Linked DNA regions of Homo sapiens: region 2 is linked to region 1. A link is a contact called in ENCODE Hi-C data. All regions are on one chromosome and are shown on one strand. The core of a region is the stretch at or near the end of the contact, and the rest is flanking DNA. Distances in the headings are between cores, read along the strand shown. Region 1 overlaps PTCH1 (patched 1). Region 2 overlaps ERCC6L2-AS1 (ERCC6L2 antisense RNA 1).

Region 1 (4,189 bases), core at 1-2,500:
ATGAACAGCAGCAGCCAGTGGCGGAGGCCGATGTACTGCTCCCAGAAGAGGAAGGGGTAGCCGTTGGGGTAACTGGACAGCCCCAGGCTCGTATAGTTGCTGCAGATGGTCCTTACTTTTTCAATTGCCTCCACAAAGTCTGAGGTGTCCCGCAAGCCGTTGAGGTAGAAAGGGAACTGGGCATACTCGATGGGCTCTGCTGCCGGGACTGGACAGAGAAGGGCACAGGTTAGGAGCAGCCCAGGGTAGAAGAGCATCACAGTTTCAATGGAAAGAGAGAAGAACTTTGCATGAAAGCTTACTGACTGCTCTTCTACATGATACAAAGAACAAACAATGCTGATCATAGCCTCCAGGCCTTTACGATCTTCCCATTTGGTTTAAAAATGTTTAACTCTGTGATGTGTGTATTTTTTAAGATTTGATTTTAATCTTCCAGCAGTCATTCTTTGTGAGGGGTCTAAAAACTCCAGGCTTACATTTTGGGAACATTTTTTTGTTCCCTTGACACATATGAAAATACCAAGTTCACACAGTTTTATTCAATCACTTGCAAGAGCAAAAGAACTCAAGAGTCATGCTTTCCTGAGAAAAATGCTTAACTTATCCTTTTAGTGCCTGAACAAACTTCAACCTTGTATGCTTCTTTTCTAATGCAATGCTAAGTCTTCAGCAACAGGGGAAGAAATCCTTACACAACAAGCATTTAGTTACTGCCGTTGTGTGTTCCAGACCCTCTGGGGTCATTCAGTTGACTTGCTAAACATGATTTGCCCTATTATAATCTCAACTATAAATTTTCATTAAGACAAGCCTTGGCTGCCTGCCACAGGGCTCTGGGCAGCACTGGATCCGGGGAAGCACTACTCGCTGAGTCTCCAGCCATGTTTGCAAGGGGACCCGTCTTCTTTCTCACATCCTCCCTTGGCCCGGTATCCAAAGCATACGCTACTAATATCTCCACCAGAAATGCAAATGAAATCCACACAGAACCACCTTTCAAACTCTGGGCTGAGAGGTGAAAGGAAGAGGACGCTGTTGTATACAGACTTTTCTGCTCCGGTTTAAACAGCTTTGACACAGTGCAGGTGCTTGGTGGCTTATAGGAATGACCCAATGTGCCAAAAATCCCTTCAACACCAGAGTTGACAAAGTTAAGATAAACATATAATCCCCAGCGATAAAACTCTGCAATAGTAAAATAACACTTAACCTGGAGGCGTCCCCGGTGTTCACAGGGAACAGCTGGCACGTGAGAGCAACGCCTAATGAACGTCTTAGCATTAAAGCTACGAATGGAGACGAGACACTGATTTCCCAATGTGATAGAGTGCGGGGGTTGTATCCCATTACACATCCTCGTCTCCCAGAGTTTTAAACGAGAAGAAATAGATTGTTCTGTTTACACTTCTGAACCCTGGGTAGCGTCAACGGATGAAGGCTGTTGCTGAGTTTGGAGAACCAGGGAAGGCACCTCTGTAAGTTCCCAGACCTCCCGATAAAACGCTACTTACTTCTCAGCCTTGTTTCAGGCATGTAGTCGGCTTTGTCGTGGACCCATTCTGGTCGGTGTGGCCGGATGTTGGCCTGGGAGGCAGCATACGCGACGGGGTCGTTGCTGACCCAAGCCGTCAGGTAGATGTAGAAAGCGCTGGGATTAATGATGCCATCTGCATCCACCAGACGCTGTTTAGTCAACTACAAAAACGGGAAGAACAGAGGCCTTTGAGAATGGGGTTGGGGGTAAACACACTTCTGCCTTGAGAGCACAGAAGCTGAGCTTCGCACAGCATTACAACAAAGAATAGAATGCCTACTGTTGAAAGTGTCGAAAATCCCATCAGAACACCTTTGATTTCTTTCAATGTGCACTTATCGGAGGATGCAATCACTGGCGTGTTTATAACAAACACAGTTCTGCAGATGGCCCAGGAATTGGCTGAACCAATTAAATCTGAATGCTAAAAGACCGTCTGCAGCCAAGGCAGAGAATGAACAATCTGGAGAAACATATTTATAGGAGGGGAAGGGGGAGAAACCTGGCAAGAATCCCCATGCACGTCTGTGTGCAGTTAACCTCTGTTGTTAACACTGAAGGAAATGCCACCCAGTAAATGGAGGAGAGCTATAAAAATAAAACAACATCTGTATAAATTTTGCTAACACTAGCCTCCTATGACCTGTGGATTCAAAAAATGCCCAGCGCCAGAAAGTGCAAGGGACGAGTGCACACCCTCAAGCCTCGCCAGGTGATCTTATTCCCGGAGGTCGTAGTACTCCGCACGCCGCGTCCTCTGCGTGGCCAAATGTGCTCCCTCGGCAGGAGGGCTTGTGGGCTTTGCTGAGGTGGGGAACTCTGTGGGACTCAGTATGTGTTTGTACGTTTTATATACATAGAAAAATTCCGTTTCCTGTTTATTTTAGATTCAGGCCTCATTCCTCGCTTTGGGTCTTTTTTAAACAAAATGAAAAACACCAGTGACAGCGGCTCCTAGAGAAGGAGTGAAGGAAGAAGGAGCAGGGAGAGAGTGAGAGAACTGGATTTCGGGGATCTGGATTCAATTAATCCACAGGATATGTAACAACTGCATGTCCTCAACACATCCCTGGAATCAAACAGCGCAGCCCGTGGCCTCTGTGCATGCAGCACGCCTTTCTCCCTCCCGGGAGGAGGAAATGGTATCTGGGGGTCTGGCCCAATCCCATTTGTCCCACAGTATCCCTGGTCCCTCGCCCAGCCCTGCTGCCTGGGCACTTTCCTGGTGTCTCTGAGGCAGACTCCTCTGCCTGCATCCTTGGGAAACGTGATGGTCTGCTGCCTGCTGCTGTGAGCTCAGAGTTTCACACTCCATAACAACTCTGAACAATGTACTTTGTAAATCTGTCACCTTGAATGCCAGCAAAAAAGGGGAGACAATAAACATAGCTGCTGAGAAGATCATTAGCATGACGGTTTTCTGCCTGAAGGTGAAGCAAGCAAGCTACAAAGAGCCAAGGGAAGAGGCTCCGAGGAAGCTGAGGTAGCCCGGGCCCCGTGCAATTGGAGGAGTCCAAAACACACTCCTGAACACACCTGCAGAACCAAAAGGGGTATGCTGGAATCCAAATGGCAGCAAGAAGATGCAAACACAAGTGGAGAATATGATTCCCAAACAGAAACGGTTATTACTGCAGGAGTGAGCAGAATGGCGCAGCCACTCTGATTCCAAGGGTGCACATTTCCGTTTGCTTCACTCATCACAGAGCGATCTGTCTACTCCTGGGGCCAGGGCCACCCAAAGATCTCAAATGTAACAAATCTTCCCATCCTTCTGTCACCTCTCCAATCTCCTAACCCACCCACCTACCCCAAATTCTGCTCATCCAAATGACTGCTACCCAAGAAATCCATCTTTCCAAGCTTGAATACCATCAAGACCAACAAGGTACCGAGTCCTAGAACTGAAAGAATCACACGCCGCTGCATTTCTAACATTGGAAAGAGCCTGCACTCTCTTGGCTGCACTTTATTCTGACAATTGTTCTGGTGGTAGGAACACGCCTGTCCCATTTGACAGATGAGGAAAGTGAGGTGCACTGGCTGGCCTGAGGTCACACAATTAGCTGGTGGGAGGAGGTGAATTAGAGTCACCCAATATTCTTTCTACCAGCTCCCAGTGCCTTAGGTCTCCAGAGAGCACAGGGTGGGGTCACACGCTGTCAAGCAGCCTCCACCAGGGCAGCGGCCCCGCAGCCCTGGAAGCGCCCTCAGTGCCCAGCAGCTGGAGTACCTGGCTGATGTCGATGGGCTTATCGCGGCTGCCGGTTTGCACCAGGAGTTTGTAGGCAAGGACTCCATCGTCTGATCCATTCTTGTAATTGTTTGGCATGATTTTCCCGGTTTCCCAGTCACTGTCAAATGCATCCTGAAGTCCTAGAAATGGCAAATGATTGTAACACATTATAACTCGCAGCCAGAAGGACCCTGGTCCTAGCGGGGTGGGCTGAGGAGACTGAGCAGGGCAGGGGGCTCTTAGACGTCCATCAGAAACACACCCTCTGTGTCCCACATCCACTTTGACTGAAAGCACTGGATCTTTCATGAATGAACTGCAGCTGCTGCCAGCCACTGCTCAAAAGGGGGGAAGGAGATTATCTGTTTCTATGAAACAAATACTCATATTTTATCTTAAGAAAAACCACTCTCCTC
Region 2 (4,434 bases), core at 1,327-3,826, 400 kb after region 1:
ATAGCACATATTTACCATCTGAATCACACCATTCAGATTCAATCTCTCTGGATTCTTGTAAGTCATCCAAAATTTTTCATTTAGAATGTGGTGTACTACACTCAAAATTACTCTTTTCCTGCCAATATGCTGTCTTTTTTTCCTTAGGATTATCTCTTTGGAGATTTTTAATTAAATATATTCTTTTCTACTGATAGGCAGTTAAAGTCTGAAACTTTAAACATCTGGTTATCTACTTCTAGGGTAATAATGTATTTTAGAAAAACCTAGAAATTAATGCAATTTATAAAAATAACTAAATTATTTAGTGTACCAAGTGTGAGAGAAATCTGTATGCTAATTCTAGAATGTGCAGTAACATGAAGTAGAATAGTCTCTAGACAAGTGTGAAATTTTTAATTAATCCAAGCTATATCTGAAAAAGTGATGTTTGAGGGTTTCAGAGTGATTGTAAATTAAACTAATTACAAATTGATTACCATTGATAAGTTGGTCCTTTAAATTCTTAAGATAAAATGAAAGCTGAATTTTTATTTGTGACTGATTTGACTATTTCTGTACAATATTTGCTTTAGGAAACATTTTAGTGTTTTCAAAATTCACCTTTTAGCTGGATCCAGTGATACGTCTGACAAAATGACAGGCAATTTGGAAAGCGAACATGAAAATATCTGAGGAAGGGCAGTCCAGACTGAAGGAACTGCAAATACAACAAACCTAGAGACAAACCATCAACCAATACTTAGCAAAAAAACTAGACTAGGAAAAATGTCTGAAAAACCCTAGACCACCTACGTCCTCACTTGCTACAACTTGAATAGTCCTAAAAATATTCCCATGAATACTACATTTAAGAAGAATATTCAAGAAGAATAATACTTAAAAATATACTTGTGATAAATTGGGTAAATTTAGCAAATTGTTTTTAGGCAAATTGATGCTTTGCTAAGTTGACTTATAGAGGACTGGTTTTCAATCAATTGATTTCTGGCTAATTTACCTACAGCTGTGCCTGCTGCAGAATAGACATTTAGTAAATGTTTATTGAAAGAATGATAGGAAAAAGCTTGCATGTGAAACAAAATGCCAAGTATTGTATTGAGTTTTGTATCTGAGAGCAATAACTTAACTGGAAACTAATTTGGGTTTGTGGCTTATCTGCCTTTCTGATATTTGATCCCATCCAAAAACCATCTGCAGGTTTTTTAACTGCAAAGCCTCACAAGACCTATCTCTGGCCCAGTTTATCTCCTGGTGCCTTCCTTTCATCTTCAAAGCAGGCCCCAGGAACTCAGCTTTCTTTCCTCTCCAGCAACTCAGCCATCCTTTCTATCCCTTCAGATTTTGTTTCATACCACTGCATAATCTCCCTCATTTTGCATTTTCTTCTACATCTGTAGATAAGCACAGAAACCTAAAAAATTTAAGGATCTTATTCCTGATCTCTGAAAAGAAATAGGATAATGAAGTAACCAATCTGGTAGAAGTGAGTAAGGTTATAGAATCCTTCCATAATTAACAAGTTATCTGTTACTTGTCCCTTTCAAGATGGTAAATGGATCTAGGAGGATGAGACTTTTGTGTGTGCCTTTTTCTCTCCCCGCTAAATTATATGAATTAGTTTTATCTCTTTAGGATTTGCCAAAAAGCAAAGTGGTTATCATTATTGGTTAAACACATTGATATTTATTTATTTTAGCAAACATGAAAGCAATTGTTACAACAGGACTACAACAGTCAGCAGAACTGGGTCCCAGCTGGTGGTGACTCCAGAAAATAGTCAGGGTCCCACCTTGTGCCCACTCTTCCATACCTTTCCTGAATAGTCATCAGTGTTCTAGGTCTGGTATATGTTCCCTGAAAGGCAGCAAAGAAAGAGAGTACAGACTGTAGTGTCCCTGATAAGATCATATGTGGATCTCCTAATATCAATTTGGCTTGAATACAAGGACTACTTTCCTATTCCAAGGGCAGGGTAGAGGTACATACCTAGGACATGGAATGGCAGATGTCTGAAATATACATTGCAGACCACCACACTTCACTGAGGTGTTGCCCTCTGCATTTATTCCTGAGGGTGGAGTTCACTAAACCACTTTCCTTCTCACCCCATTTTTAGATACAATCAAGGTAGAATAATAGGTGTTTCCTAAACTCAAATTGGCAGTTTGCAGTTTCTAGGACATCAGCAATGAATGACACCCTTTTAGTGAACCCTGGCCCTTCCCCTTCCCCCTAGGAATGATGAACATAGTTCATGTCTTTACTAATCGTCTGTGACCCAAGCATCATACTGAGCACAACGTGTAAATATCAAGAAGACAGTGTTCAAGGGCAAGGCTTCAGTATATGAGGGGCAGCAGAAGTGATGGGGGGGAGGAGGAGTGGAAGACCAAGGCTGAGCCATTCCCCAGAGGGATCTTGTTACCAGGAACGTTGCCAAGGCAGGGGCTTTTGCAGCTGTGTAAAGAGCAGATTGGAGCAAGATAGAAGCCTGTTGTGAAAACTGGGGCCCAAGATCAGGGCTGGACAACATCAAGCATCTTTGCTGCTAGAGTGCCTAAGCGTTGAGTCACAGCAACTTAATCCCTCCTATTAATACCTGGTTTGATTCTAGAGACTGGGGTGAGGCTGAGTCCCCTATTGGCTGCCAGAATTTCAGCTGCAGGGAGACAAACTCCAGGAAATCTACAAGTTAGGCAAGAAGGATATGGGGAAACAGAGGTCAGTTTCCAGAGAATTAAACAACTGACATGAAAGACTTAAGGGCTGTTCCTGGTAAAGGAATCTTTACGTGTAGGAACTGGGCAAGGAGAAAAAGAGTCCAGTTGCATTCACATTCTCACCTGAGTGACAAGAGAAGGCAAGATAACTAAGCGGAACTTTTTTCATTCTGTTGCTTTCTAAATTTTCAAACTAAGTTTAAAGAACAATGAGACTAAGTCTGTAGGTCACGACAACCTGGCAACTTCAAGTTAGACCTCCATAATCATGAGTGTTTGCTCTCACCTATCAATACCATGCCATTCTGAGATTGCCAGACCAGCCTTCTTCCCAGCCCTGGCACCCAGGGCTCTGGCTCAGCTCTTTAATACCTACTTCCCTGTGCTGACCTGATGCAGGAACTGCTGGCCTTGCAGCTTGTCCAATGTCAGCCTAGCTCAAAACTGGGTCTTCATACCTACAGTCCAAAGAAGGTGTTGAACTTGCTAATCTAAAGGCATCAAAGGGCTGCAATATGTTGGAGTGGAAAGAGGAATAGAAACTTAATGAAGTTGCCAGAGAGCAACAAGAAACCAAGAACAGGCAGAGCTTAATTTTAGGCTCCAGGGATTTTCCCAGACTTATTTTCACTGTTTCTTAGGGCTCCAATTTTCTAAGTCCTTTATTCTTCAGTCAAATGAAGTACAAGGAAATGTGAGAACTCTAGATGAGTCCCTGAAGTCATTGATACTAATCAAATGACCCTGGCAGCTCAGATCAGCAGGCACTTTGGGAGCATCAGCAATGACCCCTGTGTCCTTGGGATGTCACTCTCCTGCTATAAAGTCTTCAGTGGATCTCTACTGCCTTGGAATAACTGGACTCTCTAGCCTCACCTTTAAAATCTTCCAGGAACCCTTTCTCTCACTAATCCCCTTCAGGCGCAAATACTCCAGCAAAACTTAATCACTGGTTTTTCACACTTGACATGAACTTTTTCCATTTTCTGACTTTTCTCAAAGTTTACCTTGTGTAGAATAATATTTTATCTAACTGACACATCTAAATATAACTATTCTTCAATGCCAGCTAAAAGCTTATCTCTTCCAGAATGCCTTCTTTCTGATTACACTAATCTCTGATCACACCTACATTTACTTGACTTATATTACTCAGCATGTTTTTACTATAAAGTAAATCTTGTGTCATCTTCCTCATTTACACTGCACATTCATCAAATACAGATATTATATGTTATCAATATTTTCAAATGACCTCAGTGCCAGAGTTGAACTAATCATATTCCTCAGTTCATATCACCTGATCATTAGAGTTGAAGCAAAACACTTAATTTAGATATTTATTCCTTTTTCACCTCATTCTGTTACCGTTCCCTCTCCCATTCCCCTTTCCATAGACAACTGCTCTGAGTTTGAAGTCTAACACGTGTATACATACTCTTGCAAAATATAATAATATAGTCTACTGTATCTTATTAGACTTTGTTCTACTTCTTATTTTTTTACTCAGCGCTGTGGTTTTGTTTTGTTTTGTTGAGACAGGGTTTTGCTCGTTGCCCAGGCTGGAGTGCAATGGCGCGATCTTGGCTCACTGCAACCTCAGCCTCCCGGGTTCAAGCAATTCTCCTGCCTAAGCCTCCTAGTAGCTGGGATTATAGGCACCCGCCACCACGCCTGGCTAATTTTCGTATTTTTAGTAGAGATGGGGTTT

Evidence for each region. A loop is a pair of places that touch in the nucleus more often than their neighbours do. Pooled maps may share reads with other maps.
Region 2: a map with no recorded cell type shows a loop between it and region 1 (2.2-fold over the local background). The contact joins two enhancer-like sites. A Hi-C loop is called at or near these places in 7 of 37 single-sample maps with no recorded cell type and 4 of 50 pooled maps.

Annotation. Positions count from the first base shown.
Region 1 is chr9:95,458,086-95,462,274 of GRCh38, forward strand. It overlaps PTCH1 (patched 1), which reads right to left. Exons shown (of 24, transcript NM_000264.5): 16 at 3,771-3,913; 17 at 1,515-1,698; 18 at 1-208. Among named protein-coding and RNA genes, the nearest start is that of PTCH1, 49 kb to the right of the region's middle. RefSeq lists an enhancer at 4,102-4,189. Within about 2 kb of position 1,251, at least 4 of the 41 ENCODE cell types and tissues checked have a DNase peak (open chromatin) inside an H3K27ac peak, as active enhancers do.
Region 2 is chr9:95,854,819-95,859,252 of GRCh38, forward strand. The region is part of intron 1 of ERCC6L2-AS1 (ERCC6L2 antisense RNA 1); the gene reads right to left. Among named protein-coding and RNA genes, the nearest start is that of ERCC6L2, 19 kb to the right of the region's middle. Within about 2 kb of position 2,577, at least 3 of the 41 ENCODE cell types and tissues checked have a DNase peak (open chromatin) inside an H3K27ac peak, as active enhancers do.